3 separate regions of the Mus musculus genome follow, and all the other regions are linked to region 1. A link is a loop called in an ENCODE intact Hi-C map of the cell type or tissue named here. Cell type or tissue: left cerebral cortex. All regions are shown on one strand. Region 1 has its middle 69 kb from the start of Prdm1. Region 2 holds the start of Lin28b (lin-28 homolog B (C. elegans)). Region 3 has its middle 15 kb from the start of Lin28b.

Region 1 (8,000 bases):
GGAGGCCGGGATGTAGTCAGGGCAGGAAGTAGAGAAAAGTAAAGCTAGAGAGAGCTAAAGAGGATTTGAATGCTGGGGCAAAGAGCTTAGGTTTTTATCTGGTAAGTAATGGGAAGCTTTAAAGGCAAGTGTCATGTTCAGATGTGCTTCTTAGATCAACCACTCAAGGAACGGCACTGGAGAGAAAGGTAATGGCAGAGCCTTGCTCTGAAGATGCTGCTGTAGCCAGAGAGGAGGCAAAGCAAGGAGCAGTGGGAAAAGAAGGGAAGAGACACATCCGTAGCATTGTAATAAGTTAAACTAGGCATGTCTTGATGGCTGCCACTGGGGAAGGAGAAAAGAACTCCCAGGACAATTCCCAGAGTTGCCCAATAGGGTAACTGGGAGGTTAAACTAAGTGACAGCTAGAATGGGGGGGTGGGGGTGGGGGTAGTCAGAGAGGTGATGGGTGTGTATATAAAGTGATATGTATGTTCATATATACATGTGTGTATCTATTTATAGTTAGAGAGATATAGAGAAATATATCTCTCTAAACATGTGGAAGACAAAATTTGGGACTCAGATCTCTCTCCCCCTCCCCCTCCTTCCAGAGATCCAACTTGGGGAGGGCACTATGCATGCTAATCAGTATAAGGACTCTAAAACGGGGGGGGGGGGGGGGAGCTACATCCCCAGCCCAGAGGTTGCATTTCTACCAAGCAGAAATTATACTAGTTTTAAAGAGAAAACAACTTTCATTTCCAGTCTCCACCTATGCTTGGTCCCCAAACCAGGGACCAAAACACAGCTGTTTTAAGTTAAAATTTTATATATCTGTTCTATGTGATTTTTTCCCCAGATAGCAAAAAAAAAAAAAGAATTTTTGTATGTAATTAGTTCTTATTCTAGATTGTATTTTATGATAGACATTCAGCTAACTACCCAGAGAAAATAATAGCGTTTCCCCCTAAAAGTCACCATGTTTAGTTGTGAAATAACTAGTAGTATAAGCCTAACTCTGTCATTTGGTAAAAGTGCATGGGAGAAGTTAAGAAAATTCAAAGGCACTATTATATATTCAAAACAAATTTGAGGAACTACTTTCAAAAGGACATGTAGTTAGCCAGTAGAAGTTACTTATCACAACACATGATTGAAGCAAATTGCTTTATGAGCTTTGCTTTCTCCTTAATCAAACTTCTACATGAAAATAAAAGAAAGGCCACTAGCACAGTCAGGTAAAACTCCATAGGAGGAGAGTAAACCCAATTGTAATAATAATCCATTGAGCGTTTATTTTGTACCAGAAACTATACTAGGTAATTGTCCACACTTTGTAAAGTTGGTTTCCTATTACTCTTTAGGAACACAAACAAAACAAAAACAAAGGACTCAGTTTAGAACCTGTTAAATGCCACCAAGTGGTGGAGACATCTTTTGAAAGAAGGCAAAGCAATTTTCTTTCTAAAACCCAATCTTCCTGTTACAACTTCCCTGGCTTGTTAAAGATGAAGGTGCTGCATAAGAAAAGAAAATGGACAAGGGAGGAAGGCAATTTGATGCTATGTGCCAGAACTTCACAGGTAAAATGTACAAAACGTTAACTAAGCTCTGTATAATAAACAACATGACCTGGACTATTGACTTCCAAGAGATGAGATTTCTTGGGCCATGGGGAGCATCTTAGAGGGTCAGCTGCACACAGATAATAGGTAAGCGCTGCGGAGTACGTGGGCAAACATTTTGGATTGCTTCTGAGTCACCCGCTGATCCCAGAGCTAGCAGAGACTATTCTTTGGATTTTTGCCTTACTAATGCCAAGCAAGTCACCCACGTGGGCTAACAAGAGGCCCTTTAACTTCAGTTAACCCAGCAAACTACATGGCAGGTTTTCCTTCTCATAAACAAAGGATTATATCAGGGTTTGAAGGATGGAGCTTCTACTTGTTTGAGACTTTTGCTTGCTATGCCCTGGCGGTGGGTGTCACTTCCCAGGACATTTCACGGACACAAAAGCTCAGACAGCTGTGCTCTTGTAAGGCGAGCAATCCGGTTTCCCCGCCAAGAACCGCTCCCCCACGCAACCTCCCTACTCCTCCCACGCTACCCCCAGCCATGAACGGGTTCGACTCGTTTCTCCTCCGACGTCTTCCTCTTGCACTGGTTGCCTCAAAAAAAAAAAATCTAAAAGAGCCAAAACAAAAAGTTATCATTCGTGCGTGAACCTCCAGCGCAGAAAGTGAAAGTGAGTGCCAGGTATGTGCAGTGCTCCGCGGACTGCGCGAGCGGCGGGAAGGGGCGGGGCGCGAGCGAGCGGAGTGCTGGTCACGTGGCTAGAGGCTGTCCAATCCTGGAGGTCCCAGGTTGGGACCCGACCGGGTCCTCCAGAGCCTTGCTCGCCGGTTGTAGGCGAGTTAGCCCGGCTGGTACTATGAGAATCAGAGCACAGAGTGGGTTGCAGCCCGGTGCGCTCCAGCCACCCCCCCAAAGTCCCCTCACATATTCACACGTCCACTGCTGGATGAGCCACCTTCCATCAGCTGCGGGAGCCGCTTGCACACGTGTGGCCAATGGACCCAGGAACGATGGGATTTCTAGCTCTGTTCTGCAGGCCAAAGAGGGAATCAGGACTGTGTGCCTCCTTCCATTAAAGCGAATGTGCACAATGATAACTGGAGGGAATCTGAAGTTTTGGGTTTCCAGAGCAAAATCCAATAAGTTCCGACGTTGCTGTTGCCATTTTTCCTATTTTGACAGACGCCAGAGGGGAGCTGAGTTACTGAAATACAGGGCAGGTAGCAGGATGCAACGTCAGTTCTTAGTAATATTTAAAGTGATATTTAGGTTTTTGGGTGGGGAGCATTCCACGATGCGAACTTGTGAAAGTCGGTTCTTTCCTTCCACTGTGTGGGAATGAACCCTGGTCTTCGGACTTGGCAGCAAGCGCCTTTACACACTGAGCCACCTCTCCAGCCTCTATAGAAAAATTTTTAAGTGACTGGACGTTTTTCCTCATAAAAATCTTAATACTTCATTCGGTGCTGTAATCTAAAAGAACCAAATTCCTCACTTGAGGTTAGATTTTTCCATAATCTCAAAGACTCCTGGGAACTGTGGCGTTGGCGTTTTTTAATCCCTAATATCTACCACAAAACAAAAGCTAGCTTTTCTTAGCTAAATAACAATGGGAAAACTGGTTTCAGCCACCTCTGAGCAGACAAACCCCCACCCCCAAAGCCCTCGTCACTCTCCAACCTGCCCTTAGGTATGTTTGTGTAATCAGAGACGGATTGTAGCTGCCTTGACGTTTCTCCCGAGAAAGCTTAGTTTGCATTCACCGAAGTTGCTTGTTTTGGGAGTTTGTTGAGGCACAGAAAACGTGCCACAGGGAAGACTGAAGGTTCTGCAGCCGGAGGTCGTCGGGAGCTGCCCGGGCTGCTCAGGTGTGCCGCTTAGGACTGCGAAGAGCCGTGGAACAGTGCAAGGTCTTTAAAACGTTACTCTTGCTACCTTAAGAAATGGGGTTTCAAAGAATGGAGCCGGGGTGGTGTTTAAATTAGGATATCAGTGTGGGGAAAGATTTCCAGTGTTGGGGACAGTAAACCAGAGGGGACCTCCTGTTGCTTCATTCCTCCGACGGCATTCATTATTTAAAAATTTAAAACGGGATGGAAGGGAAGACCTTAGATCTTTCCCTTCAGTCTGTGGATGGAAGGGAAGACCTTAGATCTTTCCCTTCAGTCTGTTCAAAGAAAACGTCGAATTTCGTGTCACCCGTTGGTTGATTAAACGCAGAATCGGATACACCTTATTTTGAAATGTAAACTTAATATAATGTCGGAAATTCTAAAAGGCCTGCCCCAACTGAACAGGGGCAATTACGTTTACTCTTCTTCGGTAGCGCAAAAACAGCACCCAAAGTTTTAGATGCTGGGAGAGGGACATGGGAGACAGAGAGCAGAGCGACTCTGGGGATGGGGATCAGGGGTGTCACACGTCCCAGATGCCACCATTAGGACACGGAGACTCGGTGGGAGGCTAGGGAGACAAGGTAAGACCCAGAGGAGGGAGAGTCCAGACTGGTTCAAATTGAAAAAGGAATTCGCAGCTAGCGGCTTGCAATTAGACTACGCAGTGCACGATTGCGCAAATTATTTTAAAGGCGGGAGGGGGGGCGGTGAGGCGGGGGAGGGGTGGACAGCTGTTCTGCAGGAACACTGGTGCTGCCAGACCCTCGAGTAGGTGAGAGGGAGCAGACACACCCTTTGTGCGTCTTCTTTGAACTGGAGCCCTTTCTTTAAAGTCACCAAAGAAGGAGTGAGTGGGTTTAGGATGACCCAGAGATTGCTTTCGTTCGGAGATAAAGAGAACCAAGGGTGCTGACAGAGACCCTAAGGATACCAGAGGGATCTTTCTGTGTCGCGTCCCTCCAGGCTCAGGGAGGAATGGGTTGTGCAGACAAACTTTCCGAGAACTCCTGGCCTGGCCCGGAGTTCCCGCTGTCACTGGCTAGGGTGCTGCCTGCCACTTCCTAAGTGCAGAGCAGATTCTGCCGCGTGGATGGCTGCTGGGCTTGCAATCTAGTGTAATTGGTGAGCAAGCCAGGCAGTCTAAACCAGAGTCGGGGCTACTCGAGCTTTCCAGCCTTCGCACCTTCGCTAACCGCTAGCACCGCAATCGCGCTGAACTTAGGGGCGCAGAGCTGGAGGGGTGGCCCGGAGGGCAGCGCCTGGAGCTGCCAAGCTACCTTTTCCGATTTTTGAAATCCGGAGAGATGAGTCCTACTCAGGATGACACTTTTAAGTTCCTGGTTACGTCTCACCTTACTCGCACCTTTTTAGGTTCTCGGTTCCTGGCAAGCATAGAGGTTAGGCACAGGCAGAGGAGGGCTTGGGCAGGTGCCAGCTCTGAGTACCTACCCAGCGTGGTCACGTTCACTATGGGATCAATGAACCATGCGCTGCCTCTTTCACAAGCAGCCTGGGCGTTTTCTGCGAGGATTTACTTTTTTTTTTTTTTCCTTTCTTTTTAAAAGGAACCTTCAAGGATTACTATTTAAAGTTTTAAATGTTTTGATTCAACAGACACTTGTAAACAGAACAAAAGGGAAAGGCCTGACTTGAAACTGCTTTGCTTTGAAACTATTCTGCTTTGCTGAATAAAACAGCAGAGGAGGAATAATTGAGGGGGAAAAAAAAAACATTGGTTAAGTGAGTATTCAGCTGTAAATAAAGTAACAGGAAAGACCCAGTAAATAGGAAAAATAATAAAATAAACAGTAGATACACGACACAGACCGTTGGGAAGCTCTGTTCCCACTGAAAGCCTCTTTCTCCCAGGGAGGATATTTGTGGGGGAAAATTATTTGGTTATTTTCACAGTATTACAGCTCCCTTTGAATTAAACTTTTTTTTTTTTCATCAACTAGACTTAGTTCTTTAATTAGGAAGCACAATTGAGTTTCTAACAGATGTTGTCAGCCGCAAACTCTGATCCAAAATAATAGTGTAATTAGTTTGGGGGGGGGGGACATCTTTAGTTTATAAGGCCTGAAATTAAAATATGATGTTTTTAAACATTGTGGTACAAAGCCACCGGGAACATTTGTTCCAGAGTCTAGTAGTGGCACCACTTCCTGGTTCTGCCTTGGAAAAGTTTGCAGTAGGATGCTTAGGGCCCTTCTTATTCTAGACCTCTCTACATTTCCTTCAGCTCTTGGGAAATTCAATTTTAAAAAATGTTTCTGACTGAAAAAAAGTGAAATCCCTAAAACACAGCATGTTCCCAGTTGGTTAAGTTTGGTTTTTTAGTTGTTTTTTGTTTGTTTGTTTTATCATAAACTGACTGTCCTAGAGATGGCTAAGCAGGGTTTTTTGTTTTTGTTTTTGGCTAACTATAGTTTTTTTTTAAATATACATAATGTGAATTAATGTTAGCAAACTTTTTGTACCTTGAAATATAAACATAAATACAGATTTTTCTCTAATAGCTGTCTGAAAAATGAAATGTTTGCTAGCTTTTCTCTGTGGTAAAACTAGCAATCTGGCCTATCTGATTTGAATATAAGTATACGACATCAGGATAAACTAAACAGGACATTCTCCTGCATCTAGTTTTTGCTCTTACAGCTTGATGTTCTTCTAGACTCTATGCTGCACGGTACAGATTTGTCTTTATAAATTATCCATTTCGTACACATTACAAGGTGCAGGAAGTCAAGCTATTCTCTACAGTACTTAGCAAATCCACTGGCGAAAATTCTTATGGCTTAAACGGTGTTTTTAATACATGCCATGTTTCAAAAAGCATTTAGCAAAAATCAGTTTCTGTGTAAAAATAGCCTATCACCCTTTTGTGGATCTCAGTGCCTGTTTTCAATGTTTTTAAATGTTAAAGGCCAAGAGGACATTCATTACATTGTGCTGTCTGTGTCTTCTTCAGAACCCCTCTCCATTGGAGCCTTTTGGGTCCTCCTTATTTTCTAGTAACAATGCCTCTTAGGGACAGGTAGAGTTAAAATTACCCACTTTGGCAGACAGAAACTAGAATCCTTTGTTTCTGACACAAAGTAAACATTATTTTAACCAAATAGGCTATCTCCTGCCTTAGAGTCACACACTAGGTTTTGATTTGTCTTCTTTGGGTTACAAGAAAACAAACTTCTGCTCCAAACATAGCTGCTTGTTTTCAGACTGAGATTTCTTTAACTCTATGAGAATACTGTTCACTGACAGCTGATAGAGGTCTGAGCCTTAGAATCTTCCTAAGTGGGAAATCTAATATAAATGACACAGGGAGCAAAGACAAGGAACTTAGCACTCAAAAAATAAGTCCCATTGATAAATGTAAAGGTCATTGATAAATGAAAGCCGTTCACAAACAAGTTCCTTCATGCAGAATGAATGCTAGACCAGGGTTAAATGTGTCCTAAGTTATTTCTGTTTGTTTCCTCTTCAGTCTTATTATACCAATGTAATTTGATGTAGGTTTAATTGATAAAATGATTTCGGTCAGTTATAAACAAATGTTATTGGTCTGTCTCCTGGCACTTTGGTGTTGATCTATATATAGGAATAGCTCCGGGTAGCTCCCCTTGAAGGTTGCAGGTGATGATGTTAAAGTTCTCTGGGTTCTGCTGCCAGTGACTCCTCAGCCCTTCTAACACGGAAGTAGATCAGAGAGGTTGCCCTCAAAAAGTTCCTAGCCCATGCATTTTGCATTTTTGAAAGGAAAATTTTTGGATTGTTTCCTGATTTGTTGGGAATGATAAAGTCATCGGGGGCATCACAACTTCCTAGCATTGATTGGGAATATAGGTTTCTGGGTTTTAGAATAAGTATTTAGATGAAAGTTTCTGAGTACATATTTTTTAAAAGAATTATACAGCCTCGATTTCAGTAAAGCTTTTTTTGCTCTACACTAAAATCTTAAATGTATTAAGATTCATGACCTTCAAAATATAGTTGAATTTGAAGGAGATTTTTTTTCTCCCCCAAATTTAGCCACACTTCCTTGTAGCCTTTACAAAGTTCTACACACAGCATTGCAGTGGGAAGTTGTTTCTAGCAGCTGTCTCTCAGCAGTTGCCTGAGCTGAGTGTGTGTGGGGTTTTTCCTAATGAAATTTTAAATGTGGCTCTGTGGCTCCTAACACACCATGTGGATAATATGTGAACAAAAGCATGTGTGCTGAACATTATTACTGTAAAAGAAAAATAGTTTGCTTCTTTTAAATGGAAGGATACTTTAAGCTTTAGTAATGATGGGGGTCACTGCTTGAAAAGAAAATGCCTAATTAGCATCTGACAGCAAATCGTCAATCTGTAACTAATTCAGTTATTAAGATGATATTGTGTGCTGGAACAAAACTTTCCAAGTAAACTGGTTGTTAAGAGTCTAGAAACTTCCTATTAGAAAATCATATGTTTAGGTAGTTTCTCTTTTTACATTAATTTGTGTAATGGCAAATTATAAGTAGCTTGAATCAATGAATTCTAAGTATCTTTATTACTAATTTGA
Region 2 (8,000 bases), 950 kb before region 1:
TTTCTTATGATTTATCTTCTAAAATATGTCTGACTAGATAGTTCTACCAAGAAGCATGGTATTGTAGGTTAGCTAGATTTTTAAGTGAAAAAAATTGATATCCTTTAATTAAACTATAAAATTCAGTATTAAAAACGTAGCCAGCTGTGGTGGCTCACACCTGTAATCCCAGAAGCATGTGGTTCTCTGTGAGTTAGAAGCCAGCCTGGTCTTTAAGAGAGTTTTAGGATGGCCAGGGCTATTACACAGAGAAAACTTGTCTCAAAATAAACAAACAAACAAACAAAATATTTGAAGCTACATCATAAAATTGTGATTACTATATCTGAGGGCTCTTGTTTTATTTATTTATTTTTTTAAGCCAATGTCCCTTGATAGAAGTAACAGATAAGTTTATGGCAAACGGTTATCAGCTCATCGAGGTGATTTTGTAAAGACTAGTTTGCAGGTGACTTCACAGAGTATAAATATGGACATCTGTTGTTTCTAATGTGTTGGTAAGTTGCAGAAGCAGACATTAAATAGGCAACTGTCGTAGCACTGACTTGAACTCTCTGATTTTAGGTTCTTCAGAAGATGATGAGGTCATTCAACCAGGGTTCATCAGCCCCAGGTTAGTCTGTTTTATCAATTAAATGTTTTACTTAACCTAGTGCCTGGCATATGTGAGGACTCCATTTTGATTTTTCCACATGGGGAAGATTGGCATTGCAACCTAGTATACTCCATCTAGAATATCCATTTATAAAACCGCTGTTCCACCACAGTTGTGTGGGTGGTGTGTTCTACTTACCCCACCCTTCTGTTTGATAGTGTTTGGTTTTGTGATTTTCTTTTCTCAAACAGGTAACATACTTAAATATTTATGGAGAAAAATCCATTGCTTATTCATTCCTGTGATTCCCAGTAGGTGTTAACAAATACCTGTTGAATTAAAGTACAGATAGAATGGTGTTTTCAAATAATTCACTGTATGTAAAGTGGACTTGTGAGCCTCCTCGCTTCACTAATGCAGGCTGCATCATTTATATTGCTCTTCACTATAGTTACTAAAATCTGCTCATTATCCTATTGTAAAATGGAGTTTCTTGAAGTTAAACCTAGACTTTAGACATGGAATTTTATTATTTATATTATTGATTTTTTTAGTAATACTCTTATTGATAATATTATGTTACTCTGGCATTTGCCCTAATGAGTTAAAAATGTGTCTAAGGTTGGTTGGTTTGTTTTTCTTGTCTTGTTTTTGAGAGAGGGTCTCACTATGTGGCACTGCCTAGCCTGAAACTTGCCATGTAAACCAGGCTGACCTGGAACTCACAGGAATATGCCCAGCTCTGCTTTGAGTTCTGGAATTGGAATTAAGTGTGTGTGCCTCCACACCTGGCTCTGGCTGAGTCGTAGATTAGTGTACCTTTGAAAACATTCCATAAGAATTGTGAGCCACAAAACTATAATGATTTATAATGAAATGATATTTTAATATTAAATATACTAGTAAGGATTGTATAGCCAGAGTAAGGATCAGGTATTTTAATGGAAAAGCCATAGTCAATGATGCCTTGGGCAAGCACTATCTTTGTGGAATGAAACAACATGTTGATGATGCTCTAGTGAGTTTCACTGTTAAAAAGTTGCTACAAATATTAATATATCACTTCTTACTGTTGATTATAGCGTTTTTCTGGTAGTAAATTGAATTCTTAGGCATTTTTTCTTTGTTTGGAAAACATGTTAACACCAATGTGTTGAATGACTGCAATAAAGTTTTTCTGTTCTTCTTGATGAAAAGAAAGTTGGAGAAAAGAGGTACCATTTTTACATAAGGGAGGTTGTTTCTGCAGGCTGAGCTGTAAGCAGAAAGGCTCTGACTATCAATGGGACTTGATGCCCCAGCCATTCAGTTAGGAATCAGAGACTGCCAGCCAGGATGGAGGTGGGGCTGGTGTCCCAGCCTGCAGATTTGAGCTACATGATTATTTCCCAGGGTTTGTTTCCAAGCCTCTCATCTTTCTACTCCCCACCTTTTTTCCAGCTTCCTATTTCTGTTATGATCAGTAAACTCTTCAGAGTAAATATTGAAATAATCCTAAGAGGTAGAGCATACTCTTTTCATCTGATTATTTGGTTTTTATGAGATGAACTTTTATATAATCAACCTGTAAATGATTTTAGGGGAAGGAGAATTAAATATGTGTACATTGTATTTTTCATTCTATACATTCAGACATTTCTATTTACTATAAAGTAATCCTTGGGTTATGAAGCATACATGTGCAAGTAACACAAGTGGAAAATGGTGCCTATATTTAAGTTCTTTTGTGATATTTTGAATAGTTATATAAAGTTTATTTATTATTAGATGATTTTTTATAAAGTTACCACTTTAACTAAAATAGTTTACAAAAGTATTTGTTGAACATAGTTTAGAAAATATGTGAGAAAAGTAATACTCAATTTTTATTTCCTATTATTGCAAGAGAAATGCTATTGTAACGGAATTTTGCTAGATTTTCAAAATAACATTTTACAAATAATAGCTTTAAAATAATGCCTCATTTATGAATTCTGTTCATCCAAGTTTTGTTTTACTGCAAAAGTACAATTAAAAATAGCTTGGTTTGGTAAAAGTGATTTAAATGAAAAACTTTAGATTTATGATAGTAGTAAGTTCCAATGTTTCCACACTAGTCTCCAAACAATATAATTCAGAAGGCATCTAAAAAATATTTTAAAGAGATTTTTGACAACTGAATAACTCTAAGAAGAAAAATTGCTTGAAGTCAGAACTTTTTTTTTTTTTTTTTTTTTTTTTTTTGTCTCCGGGTTTTAAAAACCAATTTGAACGAGACCGGAATTTTGGTTTTGGAAACAAAACCAAAACGCCTTAATTTTCTGGGCACCTTTGCCGGGGGTTTCATTTCCTATGACTCCCTGTTTTAATCCACCATGGAGTACTTCACTGAAACACAGGGAGTGGCTAGAGTCGGATCGGTTTCCCCCGACGCAGGTCGATAGCCTTTGCCCACGATCATGCGGGAACCAACGGGGTCCCTAAATCCACAGTCTCCTCCTGCCCTCCGCTTATTCTAGATCCTTCCAAGACGGGCGGGCGCTGCTGATGTGTTAGCTACTTGCCAGGCTCCCAACTGCAGGCTCCGCAGCTTGCTAATTTTAAGCATGGCCGGTGGGGGCGGGGGCAGTCACTTTCTGAGTCTCTCCGGAGTCTCCTTAGATTTAGAACATTCTGGAATCTCAGAGGTAAAAGATCAAATTATATATGGGACATATTTAAATTCAGTAAAAAAAGGTCTAGATTGGGGCTAATGTTTTGTCCTAGTGGTGAAGATAAGGGCTTCTTTTGTTTGTTTTGAAGAACAAGATGACAAATGTTTAAAAGTCCCTTAGTAAGACATCAGCCTTCTGTGGAAGGACTGAATTTCTAGAGGGAAGATGGTGGGATAAGGGTTAAGTAAAGGGTAAGGGGGTAGGAGACAGAAAGGTGAGAAAATGGCTGGGCGGAAAAGAAAGGAAAGGGCAGGTATGCAAACCCCAGAATCCGACCCTGGGATCTTGGGGCCCTGGAGCCTAGGGGATTCTGGGGGCAGAAGCTGCACAGGAAAGTGCTAGCTGCCAAGACAGAGGCAGAGCTGCTGAGCTCTGCTTAGTTGCTGAGTGACCGCCCAGGAGGTCTAGTCTCAGCAGTGCCTCAGCTCCTCTATAGTTTTCACAGGAACCAAAACACTGCTTCTGCTCTAATAGAATTATACTCAGCTTCTAACGGTGAGCAGGGTCGGGGCTTCTTGCAGAATGTTGTTTCGGAGCAATTCAGTTGAGAAAACGTGACCACCTTTAAAAAAAAACAAAAACTGGGAAACCCAAGCCTTATATCCAGCGGACTTGGGGTAGATTGCTTGTCATCCCTTCCCTCCGGTATTAAGTTGAGCCAGAGTAGGACTAGGGCTAATTCTAAAGACATTTTGGAAGAGCTATGGTAAATCAAGCTATGAAACATTTGGCTTTTGAAGGTTTATAACATGCATTTTAGTCAAACGCGGGTCTTTCTGGCACTAAAACCAAGTAGGAAATGAGAAAAAAATTAAAACCAGAAGACTTCAGAAGGTGACAAATTGGAAAGCATTGTAGGAGACTCATAAGAATCATTTTATGTGATAGAAGCACTCTGAGCCTTAAGAGCTTATGGTCAGTTTATAAAAAGGCTCAAAAGACTTGGGGAGGGGGCAGAACCTATTTAAAAGACAGTGCCATATCCTTGAGTTGATGAGATTGTGTCTGCAACTCTCCCCCTTTCCAACTTCCTTCCTTCTTTCCTGTTTCTTTCTAGCCTTCCTTCACCTCTATTTCCCTCTCTTTATGCCCACCCCCAAGGTATGTAAATCCTTGTGCCTTAAGTTCTTTGTCAATGAATTTTAGAGATTTTTCTCAGGGTTCCCAATTGGAAAAACCCTCCACATAACTTGAAAGGCTGATGTCCCTCTCAGGAAATGAATGAATTGATAACCTCTGACACCAGTGACCAGCCTGGTGAACCCTACCTTAATACTTTGAATACCGGAGGCCCCTAATCAGGTACAACTGTGAATCCCATAACTGTACCATCCATTCCGGCTCAGCAGAAGCATTCCTACTTTACACACACTAAAGTATATCAGAAATTTGTTAGATTTAAGAAGGCAAGGACCCAGAATCCATTTACTGTGTGTTTGATTCTTACTAGTAAACTTCGATAACTAAAAACAAACTTGTAGATAAAATGTAATTCACCAGAAACCAAAATTTCTGGGCCCGTTAGCTTTTTGAGACTTTTGCATAAATATCCGGTAAACTATCCCAATTTTCCTGGATACTTTTCCAGGTTATTTGATATTAGATTTTTAAAAGGTATTTTATTTTAATTACAAAAAATAACATTTAGATTTTTATTGTTTATAATGTATAATATAACAAGTATGATAGTAATCCATTTCTACTATTAAGATAATGTTTAGTAAATGCTTGGTTGGCAAACAACTTCTTTAGAATGTGGGACTTGTTACTCTTGGAAAATCCCTTGGATTTTAAGGTTTTTTTTTCTCTCCACCAGCTGGCACATTGTTATCCTTCTCAAAATAAATAAAAGCTTGCCTCCTTCCTGAGAACAAAAAAGAAAGACCAGATTTAAAAAAAAAAATCTTTCCAAATTGATCAGTTTTGATTGGATACCATTTATCACAAACAGCTGAAAATAATTTATTTCTTTATGTATCGATTAATTTCAGATCTGAGTCAATTATTTTTAGGTTTTCAGCATGAGGAGGAGTGTTAATAGGTGTGCTGTGTGGACTTTTCATAATCCCAACATTTTAGTTTGTGTGAAGCACTGTGTGGGCTGGCTAGAGAGATGGGGTGAGGGGTGTTCGGGCATGGTGGGGGAGGGTCAGCTGGTAGCTTTGAAGAAGGGAAGTGGTATCTACAGTTTTTCTGTAAACTGCTTGTTTAAGAAAATGGGGGGATGGGGTAGTGAAAGACTGGTGGAAGCCTTATAATGTTTCAAAACAGGTAATTTATTTTAAAGAAACAAAGCACTTCTAGTTAATATACATTGGTTTTTTTTTTTTAAACATTCGATAAGGTGGTTAGTACGGTTACAAACACAACAAAAACAATTTGAAAAGCAAAAAGTGTTGATGCAGAGGGCCAACAGGAAGGGACAGGAGGAGCCCATTGCGTTATTACAGTCTCATGCATTTGACCGACCTGCTTGCTGGCAGTAGACCTCTAAGATGTCAGGGTCCACTTAATATTAGGCGGATTTACCTTTCCCCTATGCGCCCTCCCCCACCCCCCACCCCAGCAGCGGAGGCTTTTTTCTTTACAGTCGCCTCTCCTGCATCCCTCTTTACCTCCTTGCGCTGCCCCCCCTGCCCCCCCCCCCTGCGCTGAGTCTCCTGCTCTTGGGGAACAATCACCGCTGATTGAGGTTCACTCTACGTTAGGCTGGAAAACTGGGCTGTAATTTAGGAAGTCATTAATCACATCTCCTCCCCCGGAAAGAGATGTCGGAGAAACCTGTGAAGTATAATTTCTTCATACTTCTCAAAAATGTTCAGATATGAGCAACACTATTTGATAGGAAATTAGTAGTGATTTTTTTCAGTAGGATTTTATTTCAAATTGAAAAAAAAATCAGGTTGAAATTAGTTGTGCTTTTGCCTTTTGGTAGGTTTATGTTACCAATATCTGAAGTTAATTGTTATATAATTAAATTTAAGTTTGGACTTAAGAATTGCGTATTTTCCTCTACAAATTAAATATTAATGTCCCTAAGGTGGTTTGGTGCTGTGAAATAGCAGAATCCCTATGGGGTGTATATATGTGGGGAATAATAACATCAGTTGCTTTATTTAAATGGCTCCCCTATGAGATTAGAGAAGCTTGTGTGTAGAGCAGGCGTGTGCACATACACTGCCTTTTTAAACCAGCGATTCACAAGGGCCCTTCGTTTAAATAATACAAAATCAGCATTCTGATTAATCATAAAGAAGCGTCCCAGATTGTCTTTAAGATAACATGTTTGAGTTTTTCGTGCTCATTCATAAATTATTTTGATGTCAGCACAGATGAAATGGCGATTGGTTATCTCTTCCTCTTGCCAGCCCCTTAAGGATCCGAGGTGAATTAGTAGCAAGAAAGCATGTAATTGACAGAGTCACGTGTGCTCAGGGGCCAGAAACCGGAGAGAGAAGAGAAAAAAATCAAAAGAAGGAAAGCACATTAGACCATGCGAACTAAATTTGTGATCGCACAAAATCAAGATGTTAGACTGATGCTGAAGATCACTCCGGTCCAAAGGGAAAGTTTTCATCTCTGGAGTTTGAAGCTGAGGGCCGGTGGGGCAACATGGCCGAAGGTTAATTTTCTTTTCTATTGTTTTACTGTGATTCCTCTCTTCTTTTCTCCCCTGCTTCTCCCCACCACGTAGTTTTTCACCCCTTCTCTCCTTTCCCCCATTACCCTAATACTGGGCATTATCTCCCCACCCCCTTAGAGTGCCGTGGGGCTTTGGCAAAACCTATTGTTACAGATCTCCAAAATGTTTTGTACCGCCCACACTGATTCACAACTTGGAAAGCTTTCAGAGGGCTATTGTTTGAATTGTGTGTGTGTGTGCATGTGTGTGTGTGTGATTACGTGTAGTTTCAGTTAGTGAGTTCAAGAAAACTTTTATACACCTGCCCCCTCCCCCATTCTACCCTAACTTTAATTGAAAGTTAGGGGGAGGGGAACGCACATTGCAAATACCCCGGGATTCCCGTCTGCCTCATGTGCATTAACCAGTAGCCAGCCATCCTTAGGATTTCTCTTTTTTTCTTTCTCCTTGCTAGGAAAAGCAATCTCGCTGAAAAATTACTCTTTGTAAATTGGAATAGTATTAGATCAGCAGCCTGTGAGTGAAGTGTCAGAAGCTGTAACCGTAGAATGTTGCCGAGAAAGGAGCCAGATGAAAAAGTCTGCGGCTGTACGGAAACGTGGAAGCTGCTGTGAGCAGTGCAGCAATGTGGCTTCCCCTCCCTGGCTTTGCTTTTAACCCTTTTTGTTTCAATTTTTTTTTTAAGAAGGAAAATGTTTGCCAACCTTTTGTTTTTAATCTTCATGTCTTCTTTTCCCAAGCAAAACTTTTTGTTTAGATGAGCACTGTATAGAAATGCAGGCTAACTGACTTTTGTCCTCTTCCGTGTCAGGCGGGGCAAGCAAAGGTGAAGAGCCAGAAAAACTGCCCGGGCTGGCAGAGGACGAACCCCAGGTTCTGCATGGCACTGGCCACTGTAAATGGTTCAACGTGCGCATGGGATTCGGATTCATCTCCATGATAAGTCGAGAGGGAAATCCCTTGGATATTCCAGTGGATGTATTTGTACACCAAGTAAGCCAGACTTTTTAATCCCTTTTTTACCGGATTCCATGCTTGGGAGTTGGTGTGTAGTTATGTTAATATATAT
Region 3 (8,000 bases), 960 kb before region 1:
CTTAACCCTAGTACCTATATGTTTCATTATTTTGTTATTGAATCTTTGCAGTGAACGTTGTGACATAATCTAAGATGCTAGCATCCATATTGAAGGGGAAATATGGACAAGAGAGACAAACATGTACAGAGAAAAGATGATGTGGGATGTGGCACCAGGGGAAAAAGCTATTTGCCAGCCAAGCAACATCTGCAGCAAGCAAGGAGAGGCTGGGAAAGGAGCCTCCCCTACAGCCCAGTGAGGAGCTGATCTGGACGCACCTTTATTCCAGACAGCTCATTCCCATGATTGTGGGACAACAGATTTCTCTTGTTATAGCTCTCCTCTCCATCAAAATGTTACTTGTAAACCCTCATTTCAAAAATGTTTCAGAGTAGGAAAAACATGTAAAAAGCCTAACTTTTCAACAGTAAAGCAGCACTTGTCATTTCTTAGTAAAATGACATGGTGTCTGGGATTTACTTTGCCAATCATAGAAAGTAAAGGGCCGGAGAGATACAACATGCTGCACTTCCGAGTTCTTAAATGCCTTGCTGATTATTTTAAATGTAGTCCAAGTGAATGTATAACTTAAACATATCTACTTCTTTTGCGCTCCTATATAAACTGTTGTAGGCAAGCAAAACTAAGGCTAAGAGAGACCATGTCAACAATCTCTGGGAATAATTATTAGAGGTCATTCTATGAGCAAAGCAAGTTATCATCATGACTCCAATTCAAAATATCCATCTTTAGAAAGAGTTCTCCAGAGTCCTGTCTTTCGACTTTTTAATCTGCTTTGGTCTTGTTGAAATATTCCTTAGAAGGTTTTTTTTTTTTTTTTTTTTTTTTTTTAACTCAAGTCTACAATCTTTCCCTAATACCCAACATGAATTAATAAACTAAAATCTTAATTTTAGTTTTCACTTCTGTGACAGCAGTATAATGCTATGACTTGACATAAACAAACAAAAAAACTCGACTTGTGTTGGTTACTTAAGATATCAACTCTGGGTTACATCTTAATGTATTTTGGTTTATGTCAGACTCTTCTTAGGACTAAACGGCTATCACATATATACCTAACACACCTAAATTGTACTGAAAGTGTTGCCCTTTAAAAGTTATTTAAAAACGAAGTTCATTCTATATGTATATCATTTGTAGATACCACACATAAATAGAAATTGCTATAGTGCTAAGTCAGTATGTCACATTTCATATGGTAATAAAATAATTAATAGCTTTGTTTTTTCATTTTAATAATCACATTTGCATCCCTTCCTCTATCTTTAAAATCATATTGCAAAGTAACATTGCGTTATAACAGAGCATCTACAATTAAAGGACACAATGATTTTAAGTATTGCTGCTAAAAGAATCTTTTAGGCAGGTGAGATGGCTCTGAGGATGATGGTGCTTGCGGCCAATTCCTCCAACTTGAGTTCAATTTCTGTCACCCATATGGTGTAAGGAGAGAACTGACCCCTGTCTGGTGTCCTCTGACCTCCACATGCTTGAACACACACACACACACACACACACACACACACACACACACAGAGAGAGAGAGAGAGAGAGAGAGAGAGAGAGAGAGAGAGATTAAGGAATAGAAACCTCTGTTCTCTGTAAGTTATGTAAGAAATGCTTCATGTATTTGCCAATGACAAGGTATCTTTTATCATAAATCACATTCCACTGACTCAAGGGAGAAGCAGACACTATCTTGGGTATGAGTTCAAAGGAGTCAATTGGTTAATTCTTAGAGGAATCACAATAGGATTTAAATTCCGATCAGCTTTCTGATGTATCTTACCCATTAAACCAGAAATGCCCTGTCCTGGAAGGCAATGCTGCAAATAGTTGAAATGAGATCTGAATCCCAGACCAGACATTCAAAGACTATAGACATAGCAATGGTTTGGTGATTTAAGTGAGGGCGCCATGCAGTTAGTCAGCCTTTGTTGTCATTTTCAAAGTTTTACAACTTTAATTTTGAACAAAACTGGTTTTGTGAAATATTTCATCTGTTTTTCTTAATTCCAAGTAATAGTCGGTTCTCAAGGCTAAATGTCTGTGTATGTTTTTTGCAGCTGGCTGACTATCATTGTGAGAGTGGAATGAGGACTTGCTGACAAGAGAGAACTAAGAAATACTAGAAATAAAACAGGAGCGACAGCAGTAATGTGGGACACTATACCCGGACTACACACACAGCCTCGTTTCTGGCCGCCGACTTAAGGGCTTGCTATGGGACAATTACTAAGTCGAACAGAATTGGGGGTCGAATATACATTTTACTAGGCACAGAGGATGCCAGGTCCCTCGAAGTTCTGACTTGGTGGATGCAGCTCATTGGATTCAGATCAGATGCACTTTGTCCTTACTGCCCCAAACTGCACGGTTAGGCAGGCTCGCCCCTGCGCAGCCGACCCGAGGCGCCGGCTACGGCCAACGCGCATCCTTATTTTCCCGGGTACCGAGTGCGGGACTGAGCCGGAGAGTGCGCCCGCTGCCTCCATCGCGCGTGCTCCCTGCGACCCACGGGGCGCGCGACAGGACGCGGAGAGAAAGGCCGCGGCTCTGGAAGCTTCCCGAAGAACCGCGGAGCCGCGGGCCGTGAGCGCCCCAGGCCCTCGGGGACGCGCCTGAGCGGGTCAGGAGATGGGGGTCGGGTGGGAGCGCGTGCTCGCGCGCGCTCGGGGCAGGAGTCCCGGGGCGGCGGCGCGCGCACGCCCGGCCCCCGGAATGAATGGAAGGTTCAATCTCGCGCGCTGGGCGCGGGCAGCCAATGACGCGGCTCGGAGCGGCGGCGGGCAGGTGTGCGCGAGCCTCGGCCTGACGCAGGGCTCGGGTCGAGCCGCTCGGGCCCCCACGCCGCCCGGTCCCTGGCACTCGGCGCGCACAGCCCTCCGGCTCGCCATGCGCCGGCCCTCGCGGCCGAGCTCCGTCAGGAAGTGACAGGCTCGCGGCGGCCGCCGCCGCCCTTTCTCTCTCTCCCCTCCGCCAGCGCGCCGGGCAGCACGACCATGAGGCCGCGGAGGTAAGCAGCCGGCCGCGCGGGCGAGGACGCGGGCGCGGACCCGGGGTGCGCGCGGGTGCGGGTGTCGCACGTGAGCAACGTCGAGCGGAGCTGGGAGCTGAGGAGCGGGGCGCTGAGGCGCCAGCGTGGGGAGGGAGGGAGAGAGGAGAGCGGAAGGGCCGCGCGGCGTGGCGCGGAGCGGCGGGTGTGACAGGTCCCGCGACAAGTTGCCGTGCGGGACGGAGCGCCGCAGCCCGCCGTCCTCCCGCTCTCTCGCTCCAGGCGCGGGCCGTGCTTGTACTTCCGGGTTCACACCTTGGGGGTCCCTGCTCTGGGCGCGGGTGGGCGCGGTGCGGTCAGCGCGGCCGCCCGGGCTCGCCGTGCGCGGCTCGGGCGGGCTCGGAGTGGGTGGCGCGGGCGGTGCGGGCTGGGGTCTCGGCGGCTCGCCCCGCGGTGCGGGCTCCTCGAGTGCGGGCTCCCGCCAGGGGGCGAGCGCACCTGCCCTCCGCGCTCGCCGCACGCCCGGCCGCTTTGTACCGGCGGGCGTCGGGTAGCCTTCGCGCTCGGGCTGGCTGGGTGACTTCAGTTTGTGAATTAGAATTCAGGATGGGAAGAGATGCGAGGGAAACAGACGTCGGTGGTGTTGGAAAAAAGGATAAAACCGGGGAAGAAATGCAGCAGCGTTAACTGCGAGAAGTGGATGCGGGTTCTTGATGAGGATTTGTACTCCGAAAACTTTTTTTAATTGATAAATATTAAGAGTTTCCGAGCAACATCTTGCAATATGCATTTAGTTCCCTTATTGGCAAATATCTTAAATGTAAGTAATAGTAAGTCCGCCATTTTGGATTGTTTCACGTAGCAGGATGAAATCTTACGTGCCAGTGTTTCCTTGAGGTCCTTTCTATGGGTTTGTTTTTATATGTAGGTTTTAAGCTGTCGTGTAATATTACTGTTCACAGACGTAATTTCTCCCGGAAATATTTTTATGGTTAGAATTGTAAACGCAAGAGAAAATACATCGTGTTCTCTTATTATTGTAGGGATTTTTTTTTTTTTGTCAAAAATATTGTAGTAGTGAGGTGGCAGTGACATCTATCTAGTATTATAATGATGTAAAACATTTTACAATATTTCTGGAAAACTAAAAATAATTTTTTCTTCACCTATCACAAAATTATGATGTTTTATTTTTGTGTGTTTAACATTTAGCTGACCACTAATGAAAAATGGCCTTTTAAAACAAATGTTAAAGTCTAACAGTAAATTAATAAAATAAATAGTAAATAAAATGTCACGATCTTATCAGATAGATCTTTAAAGTAAACCTTTAGCAATCCAAGTCCTTGGAAATGTGTCAATTTTGTAATTTTAATAAATGTAAATTGGTGAGATGACATCTTTCTCCTCAGTATTTGAGATTTGATAGAACTGAATTAGACTGTACGTTAATTCATTTCAAAAGAATATGATATAACAATTTCCATTTAAATTAGTAATAAGTTCCTAGTTCATGTTGAGAGTTCTCAGAGAAATATTTTTATTAAATAATAATGTTTATTTCTCTTTATGTATATGAACTACTGAAGTGTAAATGTACCTGGTTTCTTAAAGACCTCGAGGAATTAAACTGCCACAGGCTTTTAACAAGGGAAGGAAGATTTTCATGAGTGAAGATTTTTAGAGTTTCCTGATTTACAAGTAGGATCAGCTGATTTGTTTCTTGATAATAAAATATCTTAAGTGTTTAAGGAATTTCATATATTTAGTGCAGATTGCTAATATGAATGAACTGTTTATGAATACTTTGCAATAGATTTAGGACCAGTGATCTGATGATTATATGACCCTTTTACCCTTTTCAAATAATAAGAGTGTATTTTAATATATGTTCTGTAACCAAACTTCTTTGAGAAAGAATGAAAAATTTGTTGTGAAATTAAACTTGAGGTAAATACAAAATACTCTGAACCAGAGTCATTGTAAATAAAGCACATTGAGATCCAAAACACCTATGCTTAGTTTTCAGGATGACTTATTTTAAAGGGCGTTGCACATGTAACTTCCCAAACCCACTAAACTTTGAGTAAAGCCGTGGATAAAAGTTTAGTTTTTGTATTGACTCTGATGAAAGAAGAGGTAGGTGGGTCTTGTCTTACCTGTTTGAAACTTTAATCTTTATTGGTATCTGATCTGGTCACGTTTGGATTTCATAACAGATTGCTATACTACTTTAAAATTCATTAATAGAAGAGAAAATCCACTCCTAAACAAAAGGTATATTCATGGCATTCTATAGGTGCAGGGACTGGTATCTTCAAAATAGTTGGAGTGATACCACATTTTCCCAAGCTCTGATCAGGAGATGACTTATATACATCTTAGTTCATAGTTGATTAAGATAAAAATAGAAATATGGAGATGAGTCAACTTAGAGGTCATTATTAAAGCTCCTTATCGTGAAAGGAACATTAAAGTATTTCAGTAGGTAAAGGGTTATTTGGTCTATTTTAGAATTTTCTTTTGTCTTAAAATTACCAAAAGGTTAAAGATGTTGTATTTAAAGGCTTTAGAACCAATACTTGCTTTTCTTGTCCTTTAAAGGTAATGCATTTTCTTTATAAACAATCACTGTTTTTGATAAATTACAAGGTAAGCAAACATTTCTTGCTGCCAAGCAGAACAATGAGAATTCTTTATATATAGATATATAAAATTGATTTACTCATCCATATCTAGAAATGTGATTTATAGGGTTATATTGGTTTGAAAACTTACCATGCATATGCTTAATGGTATTGTGCTGAACCTCTGACAGGGTGAGTCTATGAAGTCGCTGACCACAGTGCTGAACCAAGACAGCCATATTGTTCCCTAGTCAATCTACCTGAAAACTGTACACAGAAATTGTGTGGCGGTTCAAGGAGAAATTTGTATATTTGTGTTATATATTTTTTTCATTTAATGAATTTTTACCCAATTGGACTGTAAATCAGAAGATATGATAAAGACAATTTATTCCCAAGGTATATTAATTTACTGTTCTGCATTGGTTTTGAATAATAGTATAAAATAAGTAGGATCAGTGCTAGAGATTTTCTCATTTTCTGAAAGCTGTCACTTCCTGACAACAAAACTTTAAAACTAGTTTAGCCAACCAATGAATTTAACCCCCAAACTGTGATTTTAGTTGATGGTAGTGCAAGGCTGTACATCAGTTTTTATTTGCGAGTTTGATTGAGGTTTATATTTTGGCACCATAAAAATCAGTATCATAATGTGTGGTTATCAAATACCAAACTAAAAACTATATGTGAAATAAGTCCTATTTAGAAGTAACAATATGAACAATTTCCAAAAGAATATAAATTTTGAGATTGTCTTGATCTAGCACTTCAGGGAAGTTTATGTTGTTAGAGGCAAGACAGACATCAGAGTTTAAGTGGTCACAGTGATTGATAATGCTGGAGTTCTACGTTGTGAGACAGGAGGAAGGATGTGAGAAACTGTCAAGATTACCTGAAGAGGATTGTGTAATGAACAAATTCATTATTGCAGCAAGAAAAGTACTATTTTAAGCATAGAACTTTGACATTATTTTCTAAAAATAGAATGAATTGATATGCAGGATCAAATTAAGGGTCAAAGGTGACAAACCAAGACAAAGGGCATATGGCTCATTTTCAAGCATTCAGCTTCTAGGTTTTCTTCTTCTTCTTCTTCTTCTTCTTCTTCTTCTTCTTCTTCTTCTTCTTCTTCTTCTTCTTCTTCTTCTTCTTCTTCTTCCATGTTTGAACAAAAGCTTAATTATATAGAAAAAAGACCTGGTGTTGAATGGCTAGTTCCAATGATGGAAGAACATGTTTCAGATTGTTCAGATATTTCCACCCAGTGTTGCATTTGCATATTTATGAATGTCAGAGTTACAATGCTACTTTTTTTTTGTTTTTCAGATAATCTATGCAGTAGTTATCAAATTTTTCAAAAACATTTCAATTACAATATTTTGAACTACATACGAAGGATATGTTTTGGCAGACTAAAAATTTTAGAAATCAGGGGGCTGGCGAGATGGCTCAGTGGGTAAGAGCACCCGACTGTTCTTCCAAAGGTCCGAAGTTCAAATCCCAGCAACCACATGGTGGCTCACAACCACCCGTAATGAGATCTGATGCCCTCTTCTGGAGTGTCTGAAGACAGCTACAGTGTACTTACATATAATAAATAAATAAATCTTTAAAAAAAAAAAAAAAAAAAAAAAAAAAAAATTTTAGAAATCTGTAAAGGAAAAAAGTAGTCCCGGTTTCACCTCTGTTAATTAAAATGCTATTGATTTTTATATAATATGATATAGTAACATATTAGTTCATTGTCAGTAATATAACCACAAGCATGTTTTTATTAAACTAGAATGTTTTTTAATAATCAAGCTATTTAGAGGATGCTAAAAGTTCTAGTATTTAACTTTGTCTCTGGTAGCATAATAGTTTAAGCATTAATGTATATTAAAACTAAAAATATGTCAAATAAAATGTTGCTAACATTGTAATTACATAGAGCCATTCAGTTTTACTTGGAATCACTTTGTGTAATCTAAAGGAAGCTATTTTAAAGACAATCTGGGCCTTCAAAATCCTGTTACTAGCTAGCTTGTCACTGTTTGATTTTCTCTTTCATCTGAAACAAATTTTGCAGTTTTTTTCTTCTTTTAATGTGACTTTTGAGCTGTTATAAAACTATTATTTCATTGTTAGAAAGTACATATATTTGCATTAGAAAAACCATTTTGCTATATCCCATTTGTATTGTAACTCAACTGTATTGTTTACATTTAATTTAGAGTTGTTTAGCAATTAGCAGTTGTAACACTATCATTACCTTCACATAGGCTTGACAGTATGCTGGTTGAATGAAGTTTTAAATTCCTAGATTGAATTATTTATTTGAATTATTTATTACAGCCTTTGAAGAGGTGGTAGACATGAAGCCAGTAAAATTT

Evidence for each region. Hi-C counts contacts between places; a loop is a spot of excess contacts. Peaks named below come from ENCODE experiments on the same cell type or tissue, not always from the same donor. Only the 100,000 strongest peaks of a DNase experiment are listed, where the experiment ranks them.
Region 2: it touches region 1 in a loop (5-fold over the local background); 4 of 42 quality-filtered maps call a loop at or near these places.
Region 3: a loop joins it to region 1, with 7 times the contacts of the local background. A loop is called at or near these places in 4 of 42 quality-filtered maps.

Annotation. Positions count from the first base shown.
Region 1 is chr10:44,523,833-44,531,832 of GRCm38, reverse strand. It overlaps a transcript of Prdm1 not described here. Among named protein-coding and RNA genes, the nearest start is that of Prdm1, 69 kb to the right of the region's middle. In left cerebral cortex, no CTCF peak of the experiment used is centred here; DNase peaks (open chromatin) are centred at 2,283, 3,460, 3,920, 4,608 and 1 more place; H3K4me3 peaks cover 1,524 bases.
Region 2 is chr10:45,468,961-45,476,960 of GRCm38, reverse strand. Lin28b (lin-28 homolog B (C. elegans)) reads left to right here and starts at 6,760. Exons shown (of 5, transcript NM_001031772.2): 1 at 6,760-6,910; 2 at 7,743-7,924. The coding sequence starts at 6,901. In left cerebral cortex, no CTCF peak of the experiment used is centred here; a DNase peak (open chromatin) is centred at 3,132; H3K4me3 peaks cover 319 bases.
Region 3 is chr10:45,481,249-45,489,248 of GRCm38, reverse strand. It overlaps a transcript of Lin28b not described here. Among named protein-coding and RNA genes, the nearest start is that of Lin28b, 15 kb to the right of the region's middle. In left cerebral cortex, a CTCF peak has its summit at 3,506; DNase peaks (open chromatin) are centred at 2,809, 3,083, 3,504, 3,843 and 1 more place; H3K4me3 peaks cover 2,108 bases; H3K27ac peaks cover 375 bases.